Linked DNA regions of Homo sapiens: region 2 is linked to region 1. The links are chromatin loops, found by intact Hi-C in ENCODE. Cell type or tissue: OCI-LY7. All regions are shown on one strand. Each heading gives the region's core, and the rest is flanking DNA. Links, peaks and the distances in the headings are about the cores only. Region 1 overlaps EP300-AS1 (EP300 antisense RNA 1). Region 2 has its middle 7.5 kb from the start of RBX1.

Region 1 (11,174 bases), core at 1,457-9,456:
GGGGGTTTCACCATGTTGGCCAGGCTGGTCTTGAACTCCTGACCTCAAGTGATCTCCCCACCTCGGCCTCCCAAAGTGTTGGGATTACAGGTGTTAGCCACCGCACCCAGTGGAGCCTTACTCTTTTTTTTTTTTTTTGAGACAGAGTTATGCTCTTGTTGCCCAGGCTGGAGTGCAATGGTGCAATCTCAGCTCACTGCAACCTCCGCCTCCCGAGTTCAAACGATTCTCGTGCCTCAGCCTCTCAAGTAGCTGGGATTACAGGCATGAGCCACCACGCCCGGCCTTTTTTTTTTTTTTTTTTTTTTTAGTAGAGACGGGGTTTCTCCGTGTTGGTCAGGCTGGCCTTGAACTCCCAACCTCAGGTGATCCGCCTTCCACGGCCTCTCAAAGTGCTGGGATTACAGGCATGAGCCACCGCGCCTGGCTGAGCCTTACTCTTATACATCAAATGTTTTCCACGATAGGAAACCACCTGGGATGACCATCAAGCCCCAAACTCAAACATCCTGTGATTTCATCATCAGAGCTCCTGGCTTAGGGCACAATTCTTGGCTGGATCTGCCTGCCACTCCCCAGCTACCAACAACCGTATCTCGGCAACACAACCACCCTGGCACAGCACTTTTAATTATTTGTTAAATGTTTCTTACTGGGTTGGGCTAAACCAACTGTGAGGAGTCCTTTAGGCAGTGTCAAAACTTGGAGACAGTTGGATGGGCTTGATTGAATTCTGAAAATTCCCCGAGTGTACTGGGGTTTCTACCCAAAGTGACGATTACTTTGAGAGTATTGGTGATAATAATTTTTTGTCCTTCCTATTGACAGGTCCACCTCCTAACAAATTATTGGAAGGAATATGAGAAAAGTAAGTAGGGATTTTGAAGTATCAGTTAAAAGACCCAAAATTGTTTATGTTTAGAATAATGGTAGTTAATTTGGTGATGTTATTTCTGGATGTATAAGGTTAATTGGCAAGTGCTTATCAAATGCATGTGTGTGTGTGTGTGTGTGTGTGTGTGTGTGTGTGTGTGTGTGTGAGATACGGAGTCTCATTCACTCTGTCAGCCAGGCTGAAGTGTGGTGGCACAATCTCAGCTCACTGCAAACTGTGCCTCCCAGGTTCAAGTGATTCTCCTGTCTCAGCCTCCTGCGTAGCTGGAGTTACAGGCGCCCGCCACCACACCAGACTAATTTTTTGTATTTTAGTAGAGACAAGGTTTCACCATGTTGGCCAGGCTGGTCTTGAACTCCTGACCTCAGGTGATCTGCTCACCTCGGCCTCCTAAAGTGCTGGGATTACAGGCGTGAGCCACCATGCCCGGCTCCCAAATGTCCGTTTTTGAGGAATGTATTTATTAATACATGCTGAGAGGTCTACACAGGTGGTAGTCCATCACCACAAACACTGACAGTATACCAAGAGATGCTATTTTTTTAAAATCCCCATAGGACTGTGAAAGGGAAGAGAAGCCGGCTGTTACCCTTTTGCCTATGATATGTGTCAGGTGCTGGGGCTAAGTGTTTTTCACTTATCCTATAGCTTGTTTATCCTCCCAACAAACTTGAAAGACAGAAGTTATTTGTTTGTTTATTTATTTTGAGGGTTTCACTGTTGTCCAGGCTAGAGTGCAGTGGTGTGATCATGGCTCACTTCAGCCTTGACTTGGGCTCAAGTGAGCCTCCTGCCTCAGCCTCCTGAGTAACTGGGACCACAGGTGCATGCCACCACGTTCAGCTAATTTTTTTTTTTTTATTTTTAAGAAATGCAGAGTCTCACTGTGTTGCTCAGGCAGGTCTCTAGACTCCTGGACTCAAGCCATCCTCCTGCCTCTGCCTCTCAAAGTGCTGAGATTACAGGTGTGAGCCACTGCGCTCAGGTTAAAGTGTAAGTCTTGCCGATGCTATATCTAAGACACATCCCAGATCTGTCCATCGCCTACTACCCCAGATGAAGTCACTTGTCATTTCTTGCCTGCAGTCCTATAATAGCTTCCTAATTTTCTGCTTCCTTTCTTGCCACCCTAAAACCTATTCTCCACACAACAGCCTGACTGATTTATTTAAAATGTAAGACAAATCATGCCACCCTTCTCTTAAAGTGCTCCCCTAGCCCCTCATTGCGCTTAAAATAATACCTAAGGCCAGGCGCAGTGCCTCACGCCTGTAATCCTAGCACTTTGGGAGGCAGAGGCAGGAGGATCACTTGAGGTCAGGAGATCACTTGAGTTGCAGTGAGCTGAGATTGCGCCACTGCACTCCAGCCTGGGAGACACAGCGAGACTCCATCTACAAAATAATAATGATAATCATCATCATCATCATCATCATCATCACCATCATCATCATCATCATCTAATTCCTTGCCTTGACCTATCAGGACCTACTGATCTGTCAACTAGTTGCTTTACAACTTCATTTTGCATCGTTTTCTTCCTCTATCATTGAATTCCAGCCTTGTTTCCCTCCCTCCCTCCCTCCCTTCCTCCCTCCCTTTTTTGAGACAGGGTCTCACTCTGTTGCCCAGGCTGGAGTGCAGTGGTGCGATCTCAGCTCACTGCAACCTCCACCTCCTGGGTTCAACTGATTCTCATGCCTCAGCCTCCCGAGTAGCTGAGATTACAGGCGTGCACCACCATGCCCGGCTCATTTTTTTGTATTCTTAGTAGAGACAGGGTTTCACCATGTTGGCCAGGCTGGTCTCTAACTCCTGACCTCAAATGATCCACCCACCTTGACCTCCCAAAGTGCTGGGATTACAGGCATGAGCCACTGCGCCCGGCTGTTACCCTTTTTTCTGTCCCTGGGATGTGCTAAGCTTGTTCTCGCCCTGGGGAGTTTGCATTCATTGTTTCTTTCCAGAATGTTATTTTCCTAGATATTTTCATGTCTGGCCCCTTGCTATTTAGGTCTCAGATTAAATGTCATCTCCGGAGCACCTAAGTGAAGTAGTTCATGAAGTTCTCTATATCTCCTTTTTAAATGTTCTTCTTTGAACTTACCATAACCTAATATTTAGTGCTAGTTTATTTTCTGCTTCCCTTCACTAGAATGAAAGCTCCTTAAATTGTAATAGCTAAAACTTAATATGCTTTTTCTTTTTCTTTCTTTTTTTTTTGAGACAGGGTCTTGCTCTGTTGCCCAGGCTGGAATATGTCAACCCCCACTTCCCGGGCTCAAGTGATCCTCCCACCTCAGCCTCCCAAGTAGCTGGGACCAGAGGTGTGCACCACCATGCCTGGCTAGTTTTTTGTATTTTTTGTAGAGACAGGGCCTTGACATGTTGCCCAGGCTGGTCTCAAACTCCTAGGCTCAGGTAATGCTTTCGCCTTGGCCTCCTAAATTGTTGGGATTACAGGTGGGAGCCCGCACCTGGCTAATGTTTAATCTTGTTAGGCATTTAGAATCGGGCCTATTACTCTAGAAGGTGGCTACTTTTATTATGCCCATTTTACAGATGAGGAGACTGAGTCTTGGTAGGTTAAGTAACTTGCACATGGTCATACAGTTAGTTAGTGGCAGAGCTGGGATTTTTTATTTTTTATATTTTGAAACGGGGTCTCACTCTATTACCCAGGCTGGAGTGCAGTGGTAAGATCATTCATTGCTCACTACAGCCTTGACCTCCAGGGCTCAAGCCATCCTCCCACCTTAGCTTCCCCACTAGCTGGGACTATGGGCATGTGCCACCATGCCCAGTTAATTTTTCTTTTTCTTTTTCTTTTTTTTTTTTGTATAGACAGTCTCACTATGTTGCCCAGGTTGCTCTTGAACTCCTGGGCTCAAGTGATCCTCTCACCTTTACCTCCCATAGTGTTGGAATTATAGGCATTAGCCAGCATGTTCAGCCCAGAGCTGGGATTTGAATCCAAGCAGACTAGCTTCAGCATCCGTGCTCTTAATCAAGCGAGAGCAGGTCCTTATCTTCTCCACCTCTGTAATCAGGCACCGTGAATGTAACATGGCATTTAGCAGGCTCTCAATAAAAACTGTGAAGTGAAAGAATGTAATCACAAGAGAAAACCAAATTATAAACAAAAACCTAGGAACTATTAGCCTTGATTTCACTTTCTCCTACTTGCAAATCTGTGAGCAAGTTCTGAATCTGAACTACTTCTCACCACAAAACACATCTCCAGTATGTCCCCTTTCTGCATCCCCACTGCTACCACCCTTGTCCAGCTCCTGAGTGGCTTGCTCCTGTGTTCTGCTACCACCACAACTCCCAACAGTTTCCCAAATCGCTGGCGGAGGGGAACTCCTCTCACTGATTGGAAATCTGCTTTCCTTATTAGGCTAAAGCAAAGAATCAAGTGTGTTATTAGGGCTGTAATGTCTATCCTGAGAGAAAATTTTTTGGCTGTCTTATACCCTAACAGCATGTCCATTTATCCCTATTACTGGTTTCAGTGGGGTCCGATTCATGTGTCATTGCCTCTCATAAAGGTGCTTCAACTGAAGTTTACTTTGTTGTTACATCACAAGACCTTTTAAGCAACAGCCAAGTGGAATGTGTGTAGACTGAACTTGGTTGTCCACTACCTCAACTGTGGTGCAGTGTGGGAATTTCTCTCATATCTCAATTCCAAAATGTAAAAAATACTTGTTATTTTTGTTCTTTTTTTTTTTTTTTTTAAAGAGACAAGGTCTCACTCTGTTGCTCAGGTTGGAGTACAGTGGTGCAATAATAGCTCATGTAACCTTGACCTCCTGGTCTCAAGTGATCCTCCTGCTTCACCCTCCCGAGTAGCTGGGACTGCAGGCCTGCACCACCAGGCTGGGCTAATTAAAAAAAAAATTTTTTTGGCTGGGTGCAGTGGCTTATGCCTGTAATCCCAGCACTTTGTGAGGCTGAGGCAGGCGGATCACCTGAGGTCAGGAATTCCAGACCAGGCTGGCCAACATGGCGAAACCCTCTCTCTACCAAAAATACAAAAAATTAGCCGGACATGGCATGTGCTGATAATCCTAGCTACTCGGGAGGCTGAGGCAGGAAAATCGCTTGAACCTGGGAGGCAGAGGTTGCAGTGAGCCGAGATCGAGCCACTGCACTCCAGCCTGGGTGACAAGGGCGAAACTTCATCTCAAAAAATAAAGAAATAAAATAAATAATAAAAGAAAAAAAATTTGTTGTAGAGATGGGGTCTCGCTGTGTTGCTCAGGCTTGTCTTGAACTTCTGAGCTCAAGTGATCCTCCCACCTCGGCCTCCCAAAGTGCTGGGATTACAGGCATGAGCCACTGTGCCCGGCCAATAGCTGATTCCGCCCCCACACCCATCTTTTGGATACAATCATATAACTGATTGTTTTGAACGCTTTCCTTCCGTGGCTAAGAAGCTAAAAGTCAAATCTGTGACCCTGTCCTTGCAGGTGTACTGGATCTGATGGCATGTATTTTGAATACTAACTTAATCCCTGTTTCAGCTTAATTTTTAAAATATAGAAGTGTAAATTGTATTTAATATTTTTGCAACATATTTTACCATTATGATTTCTATAATCATAACTTAGTTCTATATGCTCTAGAACTTCATATAAATAGAATCATGCAGCATGTACTCTTTTGAGTTCTCCTTCACACAGCATAATGTCTTTCAGATTTAGTTATGTCGATGCACATATTATAATCATTCATTTTTGCTGCTGTGCAGTATTCCATTGTACCAATTTGTTTATCCATTCATCTGTTGATGGACATTTGAGCTGTTTCCAGTTTTAGCTACGGGGAATAATCCTGCTGTAAACATCCTTTTTGTGGACAAATATTTTTATTTTCTTGAATAAATACCAGAAGTAGAATTGCTGGGACATAGGGAAAATGAATGAGTAACTATATAAGAAATGGCCAGCAGGGCGCGGTGGCTCATGCCTGTAATCCCAGCACTTTGGGAGGCTGAGGTGGGCAGATCACCTGAGGTCAGGAGTTTGGGACTAACCTGGCCAACATGGCAAAACCCCATCTCTACTAAAAATATAAAAATTAGCCCAGCATGGTGGCAGGCACCTATAATCCCAGCTACTTGGGGGGCTGAGGCAGGAGAATCGCTTGAACCCGGGAGGCGGAGGTTGCAGTGAGCCGAGATCGCGCCATTGCACTCCAGCTTGGGCAACAAGAGCGAGACTCCATCTTTTTTTCTTTTTTCTTTTTTTTTTTTTTTTTTGCCTTTGAAGAAATCGTTTTTATGGAAAACATTATTATGCCAAAAGGCACCATCTCTGAAAACACAAACTACAATCATCCTCCTGAGGCAGATTCCACTGGGACTGCATTCAACTTAGAGCAAACTGTTAAACAAACTGAGACAAAATGGGAATACAACAGCATGGGCACTGACCTGTCCCCCAAGCCCAAAAGCTTCAATTACCCATTGCTCTCGTCCCCAGGTGATCAGTTTGAAATTCAGCTAACCCAGCAGCTATGGTCCCTCATCCCCAATGAGGATGTGAGAAGGTTCATGTCTCATGTTATCTGGACCTTGAAAATGGAATGTTCAGAAACACATGTGCAAGGGACCTGTGCCAAGCTCATGTCACGAACAGGCCTCCTGATGAAGCTTCTCAGCGAGCAGCAGGAAGCAAAGGCATCCAAGGCAGAATGGTCTGTAGACCAATGGAAAACTGATGAGACTCCATCTTAAAAAAAAAAGAAAAAAAAAATGGCCAGCAGGATGCAGTGGCTCATACCTATAATCCCAGCACTTTGGGAGGCTGAGGCAGGTGGATCACCTGAGGTCAGGAGTTCGAGCCCAGTCTGGCCAACATGGTGAAACCTCATCTCTACTAAAAATACAAAAATTAGCCAGGCATGGTGGCTTGTGCCTATAGTACCAGCTACTGGGGAGGCTGAGGCAGGAGAATTGCTTGAACCTGGGAGGCACAGGTTGCAGTGAGCCGAGATCACACCACTGCATACTTCAGCCTGGGCGACAGAGCAAGACTCCATCTCAAAAAAAAAAAAAAAAAAAAAAAAAAAGGCTGGGTGCCATGGCTCACGCCTGTAATCCCAGCAATTTGGGAGGCCGAGGCGGGCAGATCACCTGAGGTCAGGAGTTCGAGACTAGCCTGACCAACATGGAGAAACCCCATCTCTACTAAAAATACAAAATTAGCCAGGCATGGTGATGCATACCTGTAATCCCAGCTACTCGGGAGGCTGAAGCAGGAAAATCGCTTGAATCTGGGAGGTGGAGGTTGCAGTGAGCTGAAATCACGCCATTGCACTCCAGCCTGGGCAACAAAAGCAAAACTTTGCCTTAAAAAAAAAAAAAAGAAATGGCCAAACTTTTTTCCAAAATAGTTTCACTATTTTTACATTCTACCAGAATTAGATGAGAGTTTCCATTGCTTTATATCATTACTAACATTTGGTATTGTCCAACATTTTGTTTTAGCCTTTTTTGTGAGTATGACTGGTGTCTCATTGTGGCATTCAAATTTATTGAGATATAATTTATATACAATAAATCCATCTTTTTTAAATCAATGAGTTTTGACAGACGTACACAGTTGTGAAAGCACCACCATCACTTCCATCACCCCAAAAAGCTCCTTTGTGCCTCTTGCCCTTTCCCAACTACTTCCCCCTCGAAACCACTGCTTTCCTTTATTGTCTTTTCTCGAAATCCATATGGGATTTACTCTTTTGCATCTGGCTTTTTTTTTTCTTTTTTTTTTTTTTTTTTGGCTAGTTATGATTACTCATTTTATTTTATTTTATTTTTGTAGAGACAAGTGTCACTATGTTGCCCAGGCTGGAGTCAAACTCCTGGTCTCAAGCGATCCTCCTGGCTCGGCCTCCCACAGTGCTGGGATTACAGGTGTGAGGCACTGCACCCAGCAAATCTGGCTCTTTTCATTTAGCATAACGCTTTCAGATTCATTCATGTTGTTTATTTGCTCTTTGTTCCTTTTGATTGCTGGGTGATAATGCATTGTTTGAATGTATCACGATTGTTTACGCTGTTAGTAGCTGTTAGGTATTCCAGTGGTTCCTATCGTTTGGCTATTTTTAATAATGCTATCAAATGCTATCAACAGTCACATGAGGGTCTTTGTGTGGACATATGTTTTTATTTCTCTTGGGTAAATATCTAGACATGAGATTGCTAAGTGGTATGTTAAATGTATTTTATTTTTGATACATATCTATATTTATTTTAATTTTTTGAGAGGGAATCTCACTCTGTCATCCAGGCTGGAGTGCACTGCTGCGATCTCGGCTCACTGCAACCTCCCTCTCCCGGGTTCAAGCGATTCTTGTGCCTCAGCCTCCCGAGTAGCTGGGACTACAGGCGAGTGCCACCATGTTGGGCTAATTTTGTATTTATAGTGCAGACGGGGTTTCGCCATGTTGGCCAGGCTGGTCTTGAACTCCTGACCTCAAATGATCCGTCCGCCTCAGACTCCCAAAGTGCTGGGATTACAGGGGTGAGCCACCGCACCTGGCCTGAATTGCTTATACTTTTGATGAACATTTGTGTATGTGTTTTTGTGTGAACATATGTTTTCAGTTCTCTTGGGTGTATACTCAGGAGAATTGCTGGGTCCTATGGTAACTCTGTTGAACTTTTTTTTTTTCTTTTTTTTTTTGAGACGGAGTCTTGCTCTGTTGCCAGGCTGGAGTGGAGTGGCACAATCTCAGCTCACTGCAACCTCCGCCTCCCGGGTTCAAGCAATTCTCTGCCTAAGTCTCCCGAGTAGCTGGGACTATAGGCGTGTGCCACCGCACCCAGCTAAAATTTTTGTATTTTTAGTAGAGATGGGGTTTCACCATGTTGGTCGGGATGGTCTCGATCTCTTGACCTCGCGATCTGCCTGCCTCGGCCTCCCAAAGTGCTGGGATTACAGGCGTGAGCCACCGCGCCCGGCCAACTCTGTTGAACTTTTTAGAGGAACTGCTAGACTGTTTTCCATTTTCCATGATCACTAGCAGTGTATGAGGGTTCTAGTTTCTCCCTATTCTAGCCAATACTTGGTATTGTCCTTTGGACTACTGCCATCTGAGTGGGTGTGAAGCAGTATCTCATTTTGGTTTGACCTGCATTTCCCTAATGACTAACGGTTTTGAGCATCTTTTGGTGTGCTTATTGGCCATTTGTATATGTTCTTTGGAGAAATATCTACTAAAATCCTTTGCCCATTTAAAAAACTATATTACTCCTTTTTTAATTGTTGAGAGTAAGTTTGTTTTTCTTTTTTTTTTTTTTTTTTTTTTTTTTTGAGGTGGAGTCTTGCTCTGTCCCCCAGGCTGGAGTGCAGTGGCGAGATCTCTGCTCATGCAAGCTCCACCTCCCGGGTTCACACCATTTTCCTGCCTCAGCCTCCTGAGTAGCTGGGACTACAGGCGCCTGCCACCACGCCTGGCTAATTTTTTGTATTTTTAATACAGACGGGTTTTCACCATGTTAGCCAGGATGGTCTCGATCTCCTGACCTCGTGATCCCAAAGTGCTGGGATTACAGGCGTGAGCCACCGTGCCTGGCCTTTTTTTTTTTTTTTTTTTTGATACTGAGTCATGCTCTTGTCACCCAGGCTGGAGTACAATGGCGCGATATTGGCTCACTGCAACCTTTGCCTCCCGGGTTTAAGCAATTCTGCTGCCTCAGTTTCCTGAGTAGCTGGGATTACAGGCACCTGCCACTGTGCCTGGCTAATTTTTTTTTTTTTTTTAGTTGAGACAGGGGTTTCACCATGTTAGCCAGGCTGGTCTCAAACTCCTGACCTCAGGTGATCTGCCCGCCTCAGCTTCCCAAAATGCTGGGATTACAGGCATGAGCCACTGTGCCCGGCCGAAATTTTTAAGTATAGTCTAGATACAGAAATATGTGATCTGCAAATATATGCTCCCATTCTGTATATCTTTTTACTTCTTTGGTCATGTCCTCTGATGCATGAAAGTTTTGAGGTCTAATTTGTTTTTTCTTTGGTTGCTTGTGCTTTTTAGGTGTTATATCTAAGAAACCATTGCCTATTCCAAGATCATGAAAATTTATAACTATATTTTCTTTTTTTTTCTTTCTTTCTTAGATGGAGTTTCACTCTTGTCACCCAGGCTGGAGTGCAATAGAGCGATCATGGCTCACTGCAACCTCTGCCCCCCGGGTTCAAGCGATTCTCCTGCCTCAGCCTCTCAAGTAGCTGGGATTACAAGTGCCCACCACCACGCCCAGCTAATTTTTGTATTTTTAGTAAAGATGGGGTTTCACCACATTGGCCAGGCTGGTCTCTAACTCCTGACCTCACGTGATTCATCCATCTCAGCCTCCCAAAGTGCTGGGATTACAGGCATGAGCCACTGTGCCTGGCCTATACTTATATTTTCTTCTGTGATTTTAATATTTTAGTGTTTATGTTTTGGTCTATGATCCATTTTGAGTAAATTTTTATATTTGGTATAAGGTAGGGGTCCAACTTTATTTATTTTTGAGATGGAGGCTTACTCTATTGCCCAGGCAGGCATGCAATGGTGCGATCCAGCTCACTGCAACCTCTGTGTCCCAGGCTCAAGTGATTCTCCCACCTCAGCCATCTGAGTAGCTCGGATTACAGGCCCCATCACTATGGTAATTTTTAAATTTTTAGTAGAGACGGGGTTTCACCATGTTGGCCAGGCTGGTCTCGAACTCATGACCTCAAGTGATCTGCCCGCCTCTGCCCTACAAAGTGCTGGGATTACAGGCGTGAGCCACCGTGCCTGGCCTCCAGCTTTATTCTTTTTTTTTTTTTTTTTTTGAGACAGAGTCTTGTTCTGTCACCCAGGCTGGAGTGCTGGAGTGCAGTGGCGCGATCTCGGCTCACTGCAAGCTCCGCCTCCTGGGTTCACGCCATTCTCCTGCCTCAGCCTCCCGAGTAGCTGGGACTACAGGCGCCTGCCACCACGCCTGGCTAATTTTTTGTATTTTTAGTAGAGATGGGGTTTCTCCATGTTAGCCAGGATGGTCTCGATCTCCTGACCTCGTGGTCTGCCTGCCTCGGCCTCCCAAAAGTGCTGGGATTACAGGCGTGAGCGACCATGCCCGGCCAACTTTATTCTTTTAGATGTGGATGTCTAGTTGTTCCAGAAGTATCTGTTAAAAATGTTACTCTTTCTCCATTGGATTATTTTGGCAACCTTATAAACAATCAATTGACCATAAATGTATGGATTTATTTCTGGATTGTCAGATCTATTCCAG
Region 2 (11,174 bases), core at 2,021-10,020, 250 kb after region 1:
TAGCCCAAGTTTTAATGACTTTGTTAAAATTTCTGTTGTTAATTTGTTGTGTGCCTACAGGCCCTGACAGGAATACTAGAAACCCATTGTAAATTAAGGTCTTGAAGACATATTTATCAATCATTCAATAAAAGTATTGATATTTACCAGGTTCTGTTTTAAACAGAAGAGACATAATAACAGAGTCAAATAAACCCCTAGTTAGGGAATAATATGCAAGTCAACAAATAAATACATCAAGAAGTCTCAGGGCCAGTCGAGGTGGCTCTAGCCTGTAATCCCAGCACTTTGGGAGGCCGAGGTGGGAGAATCACCTAAGGTCAGGAGTTAGAGACCAGCCTGGCCAACATGGTGAAACCCTGTCTCTACTAAAAATACAAAAAAATTAGCCGGGCGTGGTGGCGGGTACCTGTAGTCCCAGCTACTCAGGAGGCTGAGGCAGGAGAATGGATTGAACCCGGGAGGTGGAGGTAGCAGTGAGCCAAGATCGTGCCTCCAGCCTGGGCAACAAAGTGAGAGTTTATCTCAAAAAAAAAAAAAAAAGTTTCACGTATCCGCCAGGCGGGGTGGCTTAGGTCTGTAATCCCAGCACTTTGGGAGGCCAAGGCAGCCGGATCACTTGAGTCCAGGAATTCCAGACCAGCCTGGCCAACATGGTGAAACGTCTCTACAAAAAATACAAAAGTAAGCTAGGCGTGGTGGCACATGCCTTTAGTCCCAGCTACTCTGGAGGCTGAGGGGGGAGGATTACCTGAGCCCATACATGGAGGTTGCAGTGAGCTGAGATGGCGCCACTGCATACCAGCCTGGGTGACAGAGCGAGACCCTATCTCATAATAAATTAGTAAAAAATGCTGCATTGAAAAAAGTCTCTGGCCGGGCATGGTGGCTCATGCCTGTAATCCCAGCACTTTGGGAGGCCGAGGTGGGTGGATTACCTGAGGTCAGGAGTTCAAGACCAGCCCAGCCAACATGGCAAAACCCCATCTCTACTCAAAATACAAAATTTAGCCGGGTGTGGTGGCTTGCACCTGTAATCCCAGCTACTTGGGAGGCTGAGGCAGGAGAATTGCTTGAACCCGGGACGTGACAGTTGCAGTGAGCCAAGATTGTGCCATTGCACTCCAGCCTGAGTGACAGAGTGAAACTCTGTCTCAAAAAAAAAAAAACAGTCTCAGGTATCAATAAGTGTTGTGAAGAAAACAAGGTAATGAGATTGAGGGGAGAAGGAGGCAACAGTAAATTGGGTGATTAAATAAGACTTCTGTGAAGAGTGACATTTAAGCTGAAGTCCTTTAAATGGTCCTACATGATCTACTTCCCCATCCAATTTACATGTACCTTCTAACATATTTTTTCTAAGTTGGGCATGTGGTCCCAGCTACTCAGGAAGCTAAGGAGGTGGGAGAATCCCTTGAACCTGGGAATTCGAGGCTGCAGTGAGCTGAAATTGCACCACTGCACTCCAGCCTGAGTGACAGAGCAAGACCCTATCTCCTAACAAACAAACATATTTTGACATTTACTTGTGTATTAGGATTATTGTTTTTTGTATGTCCTCAGCAAGAAAAGGGAATTTTGATTTGTTTATTGGTAACAAAAACTGGTACATTGTATGTGCTCATTATGTGTTGAGTAAATAAATTTGGAGCTTACTGAGCAAGCAGAAAGTAGTAAGAGATGTCAGAGAGGCAGGCAGGGGCCAGAGCATGCAGGGATTTTATTACAGATCTTATGGGAAGGCATTGAAGGTTATTATTTTTTTTCTTTTGTATGGTCTTGCTCTCTTGCCCAGGCTGGAGTGCAGTGGTGTAATCTCAGCTCACTGCAGCCTCCAACTCCTGGATTCAAGCGATTCTCCTTCTGCAGCCTCTCCTGTAGCTGGGATTATAGGCACCCGCCACCAACGCCTGGGTAAGTTTTTGTATTTTTAGTTCAGGTATCCTCCAGGAAGGGTGGCTTGCGCCTGTAATCCCAGCACTTTGGAAGGCCAAAGCGGGCAGATCACTTGAGGTCAGGAGTTCAAGACCAGCCTGACCAACATGGTGAAACCTCATCTCTACCAAAAATATAAAAAATTAGCCAGGTGTCGTGGTTCGCGCCTGTAATCCCAGCTACTTGGGAGGCTGAGGCAGGAGAATCGCTTGAACCCAGGAGGCAGAGGTTGCAGTGAGCTGAGATCGTGCCACTGCACTCCAACCTGGGCAACAGAGAAAGACTCTGTCTCAAAAAAAAAAAAAAAGAACAAAAGTCTTAGAACTGAAAAATGCAAATAACTGAATTTAAAAACTCTCAGTGGATGGGATCAATAACAGAATGGAAGTGACATTTTTCCCAACAGAAGCTGGGAGGAAAAAAAGACATGGAAGTGACAGAAGAAAAAAAAATAACTGAACTGGAGGATAGAACAGTAGAAATAAGGCTGGGCGTGGTGGCTCACACCTCTAATCCCAGCACTTTGGGAAGCTGAGGCAGGTGGATTGTCTGAGCTCGGGAGTTCGAGACCAGCCTGGGCAACATGGTGAAACCCTGTCCCTACTAAAAGTACAAAAAATTAGCCAGGTGTGGTGGTGCGTGCCTGTATTCCCAGCTACTCAGGAGGCTGAGGCAGGAAAATCACTTGAACCTGGGAGATGGATGTTGCAGTGAGCTGAGATCGCACCACTGCAATCTAGCTTGGGCAATGGAGTGAGACTGTCTCCAAAAAACAAACAAACAAACAAAAAAACAATAGAAATTACCTGATCTGAACAAGAAAGAGAAAATAAAAATAGACTGAAAACAAAATTAAAAACAGAGCCTGTGGACCTGTGGAAATACTACAAAAGATCTACTATTTCTGTCCTCAGGGTTCCAGGAGGAGAGAATAAAGAGGGCCAGGTTGAAAAGGTAATGGGTAAAATAATGGCTGGATACTTGCCAACTTTGGCAAGAAAAATCTATAGATTCAAGAAGCTGAGCAAACACTACACAGAATACACCCATAGAAATCCATGCCACAACACATCACAATTAAACTTCTGAAAACTAAAGAGAGAAGAAATCTTGACAGCAGCCAGAGAAAACACCTTACCTAAAGACGAAAAATCATTTGAATGGCAGATTTCTCACTGCAAACCACAGAAGCCAGCAGAAGTGGCAAAATGTTTTTCATGCAAAAAGCGAATACAAAAAAACACCTGTCAACTCAGAATGCTATATGTAGTGAAAATGTCCTTCAGGAATCAAGGGGGAATCAAGACATTCTCAGAAGGAAAACTAAGAGAATTTGTCACCAGTAGGCCTTCCCCAAGAAAGGGCTAATGGAAGTTCTCTAAAAAGAAAGAAAACAATAAAACAAGGACCTTGGAAAATTAGAAAAAACAAACACGAAAGTAAAAATATGGGCAAATGCAATAAGCTTTTCTTATCCTTTTGAGTTTTCTAAATTATGTATGACAGTTGAAGTAAAAATTCATTTTGGAGACAGAGTCTTGCTCTGCTGCCCAGGCTGGAGTGCAGTGGGGCCATCTCGGCTCACTACAACCTCCACCTCCCGGGTTCAAGCAATTCTCATGCCTCAGCCTCCCAAGAAGCTGGGACTACAGGTACTTGACACCACGCCTGGCTAATTTTTTGTATTTTTAGTAGAGATGGGGTTTCACTGTGTTAGCCAAGATGGTCTCAATCTCTTGACCTCATGATCTGCCCACCTCGGCCTCCCAAAGTGCTGGGAATGCTATAATTTTTACTTTAGGTCGGGCGCAGTGGCTCATGCCTGTAATCCCAGCACCTTGGGAGGCCAAGGCAGGCAGATCACCTGAGGTCAGGAATTCGAGGCCGGGCGCGGTGGCTCACGCCTGTAATCCCAGCACTTTGGGAGGCCGAGGCGGGTGGATCACGAGGTCAGGAGATCGAGACCATCCTGGCTAACACGATGAAACCCCATCTCTACTAAAAATACAAAAAAATTAGCTGAGTGTGGTGGCGGGCACCTGTAGTCCCAGCTACTCGGGAGGCTGAGGCAGGAGAATGGCGTGAACCCGGGAGGCAGAGCTTGCAGTGAGCTGAGATCGCACCACTGCACTCTAGCCTGGGTGACAGAGCGAGACTCCGTCTCAAAAAAAAAAAAAAAAAAAAAGGAATTCGAGACCATCCTGGCCAACAAGGTGAAACCCCGTCTCTGCTAAAAAAAAAAAAAAAAAAAAAAAAATTAGCTTTGCATAGTGGCACATGCCTATAATCCCAGGTACCCGAGAGGCAGAGGTTGCAATGTGCTGAGATTGTGCCACTGCACTCCAGCCTGGGTGACAGAGCGAGACTCTGTCTCCAAAAAAAAAAATTATAGCATTATCTAATATAGTCCTAAATCTATATGGAGAAAATATTTCAAACAATTATCGTATAAACTGGGAATGGTGAAGGGACACAGAGGGAGGTAAGGTTTTTATATTTCTCTCAAACTGGTAAAATGATGACATTAGTAGACTGTCATAAGTCATGTATATATGAGCCATCACTTAAAAAGCTATACAAAGAGACACACTCAGAAGAGAAACACTATAGATAAAATGGAATTGTAAAAAATGTTTAACACAGAAAGGCAGAAAAACAGAGAACAAGCAGAAAACAAAAAATAAAATGAGGTGGGGCACGCTGGCTCGCATCTGTAATCCCAGCACTTTGGGAGGCCAAGGCAAGAGGATCCCTTGAGCCCAGGAGTTCGAGACCAGCCTTGGCAACATAATGAGACCTCATCTCTACAAACAATACACACACACACACACACACACACACACACAGACACACACACACAAACATGAGTGTGGTGGTGCACAACTGTATTCTTAACTACTTGGGAGGCTGAGGCAGGAGGATGACTTGAGCCCACCAATGTCAAGACTGCCGTGAGCTGCGATTTCGGCACTATACTCTAGTGTAAGTGATAGAGTGATACCTTGTCTCAAAAATAAAATAATCACTTCAACCTGAGGAAGCTGATTAGAAAAATAGAAAAAAATAAAATGACAGACTTCAGCCCTAACATATCAACAATTGCATTAAATGCAGATGGTCTAAATATGCCAATTAAAAGAAATTGGCAGAGTGGATTTTAAAAAAAACCAGTTGTATGTTATCTGCAACAAATTCACTACAGATATGATATAGGCAAGTTGCAAGTAAAAGGATGAAAAAAGTTGTGTCATACAAGCATTCATCAAAGGAAAGCAAGAGTGACTATACTAAAATAAACTAAAGTGGACTTTGGAGCAAAGAAAATTAACGTAGAAAGAGCGGGACATTATACGATGCTAAAAGAGTCAATCCACTAAGAAGACATAGCAATCCTAAATATGTATGCACTAAAAAACAGCACTGCAAAACATGTGAAGTGAAAACTGACAGACCTAAAAGTAGAAATAGATAAGTCCAAGCCAGGTGCAGTGGCCCACACCTGTAATCCCAGCACTTTGGGAGGCCGAAGTGGGAGGATTGCTTGAACATAGGAGTTGACTGGTCTGGGCAACATAGTGAGACCCTGCCTCACAAAAAATAAAAAAAAATTAGCCCAGCATGGTGCCACACACCTGTGGTCTCAGCTACATGGGAGGCTGAGGTGGGAGGATCTCTTGAGCCTAGGAGGTCGAGGCTGCAGTGAGCCATGATTGCACCACTGCACTACAGCTGGGTAACAGAGTGAGACCCTGTTTCAAAAAAAAAAGAAAAAAAAATCTAATGACTTAGGCAAAATTGATCACTTCCTCAAAAACAAGTTACCACAAGTCATCCAAGATGAAATAATTTGAATAGCCCTATAACTTTTTTTTTTTTTTTTGAGACAGAATCTCACTCTGTTGCCCTGGCTGGAGTGCAGTGGTGTGATCTCGGCTCACTGCAAACTCTGCCTCCCGGCTTCAAGTGATTCTTGTGCCTCAGTCTCCTGAGTAGCTGGGACTGCAGGCACATGCCACCATGCCTGGCTAATTTTTGTATTTTTAGTAGAGGCGGGGTTTTGCCATGTTGCCCAGGCTGGTGTCGAACTACTGACCTTAAGTGATACACCTGCCTTGGCCTCCCAAAGTGCTGGTATTACAAGCGTGAGCATGGGAGGTGGAAACTGTAGTGAGCTGAGATCGTGCTACTGCACTCCAGCCTGGGCAGACCCAGAACTTGTCTCAAAGGAAAAAACAAAAAGTTGAGGATCATCTATAATTTTATGAAGCTAGTTTTACTCTGATAACAAAACCAGACAGAGTACAAAAAAGAAAACTACAGAAATAATAACTGTCATGAATATACACACAAAAATCCGCAACAAAATATTAGCAAATGATAGCTACAAACATTTTTAAAATTTTTGTTAATGGGACAAAATATTAGCAAATATAAAAATGATTATTCACCATGGCCAAGTGGGGTTTTTTCCAGGGATGCAAGGCTGGTTCAATATTTCAAAATAAATCAATGGATTCTTCCATATTAATGGGCTCAAGAAGAAAAATCACATGATTATATCAATAGGTGCACACAAAACATTTGCAAAATTAAACATCCATTCATGATATAAATTCTCAGAAAAACAGAAGTAGAAGGGGAACTTCTTCAATGTGATAAGGAGCAGGTACAAAAACCCGCCGATGTTATACCTCTGGTCCTCTGTATCTGTGGATTCAACCAACAAGGGATCAAAAATACTTGGGGGAAAAAACCCAATAAGGATGTTGTGTTTGTACTGAACATGTACAGCCTTTTTTTCCTTGTCATTATTTCCTATCTAGACTATATGGTACGTCAACTATTTACATAGCATTTACATTGTATTATAAGTAATCTAGAGATAATTTAAAGGATGCAGGAAGGTATGCCTAGGTTATATGCAAATACTACACCATTTTATCTCAGGGACTTGAAGATCCTGGGATTTTGGTATACGTGGGGGATCCTGGAGCCAATCCCCCATGGACATCAAGGGACAAGTGTACTTAATGGTGAAATGCTGAATACTTTCTCCTAAAATTGGGAACAAGGCAAGAAAGGCCTCATCACTCTTTCACTGTTATTTATTATAGCACTAGAACTTCTAGCCAGTGGGACAAGACCAAAAAAAAAAAAAAAAAAAAAAAAGGAAGTAGCCAGGCGCAGTGGCTTACGCCTGTAATCCTAGCACTTTGGGAGGCTGAGGCGGGTGGATCACCTGAGATCAGGAGTTCCAGACCAGCCTGGCCAACATGGTGAAACCCCGTCTCTACCAAAAATACAAAAATTAGCCAGATGTGGTGGTGTACACCTGTAATCCCAGCTACTCGGGAGGCTGAGGCAGGAGAATCGCTTGAACCAGGGAGCCGGAGGTTGCAGTGAGCCCAGATCGCACCATTGCACTCCAGCCTGGGTGGCAGATTGAGACTCTGTCTCAAAAAAAAAAAAAGGGAAGTAAAAGGCATACAGGTTGGAAAGGAGGAAATAAAACTGTCCCATTTTTAGATGACACATGGTTTATGTAGAAAATCTCAAGGAATCTAGCAAAACTCTTACAACTAAATGAGTTCAGCAAGGTTACAGAATACATGATAAACATACCAAAATCAATTGTATTTGTATATACTAGCTAAGAATATGTGGACACTGAAATTGAAAGGAATATGCCACTTCTAATCATCCAAAAAGTGAAATAGTTAGGTGTAAATCTAACAAAACATACTTCAGACTTGTGTGCTGAAAACTACACAACACTGATAAGAGAAATAAAAAATATATGTATATTTTTGAGACACAAGCTCCCTTTGTTGCCCAGTCTGGAGTGCAGTGGTGTGATCTCAGCTCCCTGCAACCTTGGACTCCTGGGCTCAAGCAATCCTCTTCCTTCAGCATTCCGAGTAGCTGGGACTATAGGCGTGTGTCACCATGCCCAGCTAATTTTTTGGTATTTTTTGTAGAGATGTGTCTCACCAAGTTTCCCAGGCTGGTCTCCAACTCTTGGCCTCAAGCAATCATCGCTCCTCAGCCTCCCAAAGTGCTGAGATGACATGCATGAGCTACCATACCTGGTCTACACATTTTTTTACAATAAATAGACATACGGTGTTCATGGGTTGGAAGATTCAATATTGTAAAGATGTCAGTTTTCACCAAATTGATATACAGTTTAACAAAATTCCTATCAAAATCCCAGTAAGTTTTTTTTTTATTTATAGACAAGATGATTATTTTATTTTTTTCTTTTTTGAGACAGAGTCTCGCTCTGTCACCCAGGCTGAAGTGGAGTGGTGGGATCTCGGTTCACTGCAACCTCCACCTCCCAGGTTCAAGTGATTCTCCTGCCTCAGCCTCCCAAGTAGCTGGGATTACAGGCACCTACCACCACGCCTGGCTAATTTTTTTTTTTTTTTTTTGAGACGGAGTCTCATTCTGTCGCCCAGGCTGGAGTGCAGTGGCATGATCTTGGCTCACTGCAACCTCTGCCTCCCAGGTTCAAGCAATTCTCTTGTCTCACCCTTCTGAGTAGCTGGGACTACAGGTGCCCACCACCACGCCTGGGACTACAGGCGCCTGCCACCATGCCCAGCTAATTTTTGTATTTTTAGTAGAGACGGGATTTCACCATATTGGTCAGGCTGGTCTCAAACTCCTTACCTCAGGTGATCTGCCCGCCTCAGCCTCCGAAAGTACTGAAATTACAGGCGTGAGCCACCGCGCCCAGCCAATTTTTGTATTTTTTTAGTAGAGATGGGGTTTCACCATGTTGGCCGGGCTGGTCTCAAACTCCTGACCTCAGGTGATCTGCCTGCCTCCACCTCCCGAAGTGCTGGGATTATAGGCATGAGCCACTGAGCCGGGCCTATTCTAAAATTTACATTAAAAGGCAAAGGAACTAGAATAGCTAGAACAATTTTGGAAAGGAAAAATAAAGTGGGAGGAATCTCTTTACCTGCTTTCAAGACTTATTTTTTACGACTGCAGTAATCAAGACTGGTGTTGGTGGAGGATAGACACATAGACCAATGGAACAGAATAGAGAACCCAGAAAAAGACTCACTCAAATATGCCCAACTGAATTTTGACAGAGGTACAAAAGTAATTCAGTAGAGGAAAAACACACCATTTTTAACAAATGGTGCTGGAGCAATTGAACATCTGTAGGCAAACAAAAACCAAACCAAAACAAAAAACCCTTGACCTATGTCTCACATGTTATCCAAAAATTAACTCAACGTGTATCATGAACTTAAACCTAAAACTATAAAACTTTTAGAATTAAGGCCAAGCGCGGTGGCTCACGCCTGTAATCCTAGCACTTGGATTACAAGTAATCCCGAGATTACAATCTCGGGAGGCTGAGATGGGTGGATCACTTGAGGCCAGGAGTTCAAGACCAGCCTGGCCAACATGGAGAAACCCGATCTCTACTAAAAATACAAAAATTAGCCGGGCATGGTGACGGGCGCCTGTAATCCCAGCTCCTTGGGAGACTGAGAGGCATGAGAATCGCTTGAACCTGGGAAGCAGGGGTTGCAGCGAGCCGAGATAGTGCCACTGCACTATAGCCTGGGTGACAGAGTGAGACTCTGTCTCAAAAACAAACAACAGCAAAAAAAGCCAGAAAAAAAAAAAAAACTTAGAATGAAAGAGGAGAAAATTTGCAGGATCTAGGGCCAGACAGAATTCTTAGACTTGGCACCAATAATAGCATGATCTATAAGTGGAACAATCGATAAATTGAACATTAGAATTTAAAACTTTTGCTCTGTGAAAGGGCCAGTTAAGAGGAGGAACAGACAGCTATAAAGTGGGAGAAAGAATTTGCAAACCACATATCTGACAAAGCACTAATAGGTAGCATATATAAAGAAAGAATTCTTAAAATTCAGCTGTCAAAAAACAATCCAATTAGAACATGAGCAAATGGCAGGAAAAGAGATTTCATTGGAGAGGATATATGTAATACAAATGGCAAGTAAGCAGATGAAGAGATGTTCAACACCATTAGCCATCAGAGAATGCAAATTAAAACCACAACGAGATATCACTACCAATCAGAATGGCCAAAAAAACCCAAAAACAAAAAAAATCAGTGACAACACCAAATGCTGGTGAGGAGGTGGAAAAACAGAATGACTCATACATTGCAGGTAGAAATGCAAAATGGTACAGTCACTTTGGAAAGTTTGCCAGTATCTCCAGTATCTTTTTTTTTTTTTTTTAGATGGAGTTTTGCTTTTGTTGCCCAGGACGGAGTGCAATGGTGTGATCTTGGCTCACTGCAACCTCCACCTCCTGGGTTCAAGCGATTCTCCTGCCTCAGCCTCCCAAGTATCTGGGATTACAGGCATGCGCCACCACACCTGGCTAATTTTTTGTATTTAGTAGAGATTTATTAGGGGTTTCACCATGTTGGTCAGGCTGGTCTCGAACTCCTGACCTCAGGTGATCCATCTGCCTCAGCCTCCCAAAGTGCTGGGATTACAGGCATGCACCACTGCGCCTGGCGGTAGTGTGTTTTGTTTTGTTTGAGATAGGGTATCACTCTTGTTGCCCTGGCTGGAGTGCAGTGGCATGATCACGGCTCACTGCAGCCTTGACAGCCCCTGGCTCAAGCGATCCTCCCACCTCAGCCTCCTAAGTAGCTGGGACTGCAGGTCCGCGCCACCATGCCTGGCTAATTTTTTGTATTTTTACAAAATAAAGCAGACAGAGGTGGGAGGATTGCTTGAGACTAGGAGTTTGAGACTAGCCTTGGCAACATAGCAAGACTCTCCACCCTGTCTCTAAACTCTTTCTCTCTCTCTCACACACACACACACACACACATACACACACACACACACACTTCATTGAGTGTGGTGACAGGTGCCTAGTCCTAGCTACTCCGGAGGCTGAGGCTGGAGGATCACCTGGGCCCAGGAATTTGAGGCTGCATTCCTTTGAGCTGTGATTGTACCACTGCATTCTAGCCTGGGCGATAGAGTGAGGTCTTGACTCTAAAAGAGAACAAAACGGAAACAAAAAACCCCAGCTATTGCACTCCTGGCATGTATTCCAGAGAAATGAAGACCTCTATTTACATAAAACCTATGCATAAATGTTTATAGCAGTTTTATTCTTAATAGCCAGATATCCTTCAGTGGCTAAACTGGTAAATCCATGCCACTCTGCAATAAAAAGGAATGAACTATTGATATGCAACAACAAGAGGAATC

The links. A loop is a pair of places that touch in the nucleus more often than their neighbours do. Peaks named below come from ENCODE experiments on the same cell type or tissue, not always from the same donor. Only the 100,000 strongest peaks of a DNase experiment are listed, where the experiment ranks them.
Region 2: a loop joins it to region 1, with 1.9 times the contacts of the local background. A loop is called at or near these places in 9 of 110 quality-filtered maps.

Annotation. Positions count from the first base shown.
Region 1 is chr22:41,185,176-41,196,349 of GRCh38, reverse strand. It overlaps EP300-AS1 (EP300 antisense RNA 1), which reads left to right. Exons shown (of 3, transcript NR_110514.1): 2 at 829-868; 3 at 10,027-11,136. It also overlaps the pseudogene LRRC37A14P and the pseudogene LOC646927. Among named protein-coding and RNA genes, the nearest start is that of EP300-AS1, 6.7 kb to the left of the region's middle. RefSeq lists an enhancer at 11,052-11,174. In OCI-LY7, for the core only: a CTCF peak has its summit at 5,807 (motif pointing right); no DNase peak of the experiment used is centred there.
Region 2 is chr22:40,938,272-40,949,445 of GRCh38, reverse strand. No RefSeq gene overlaps it. Among named protein-coding and RNA genes, the nearest start is that of RBX1, 7.5 kb to the left of the region's middle. In OCI-LY7, for the core only: no CTCF peak of the experiment used is centred there; a DNase peak (open chromatin) is centred at 5,735.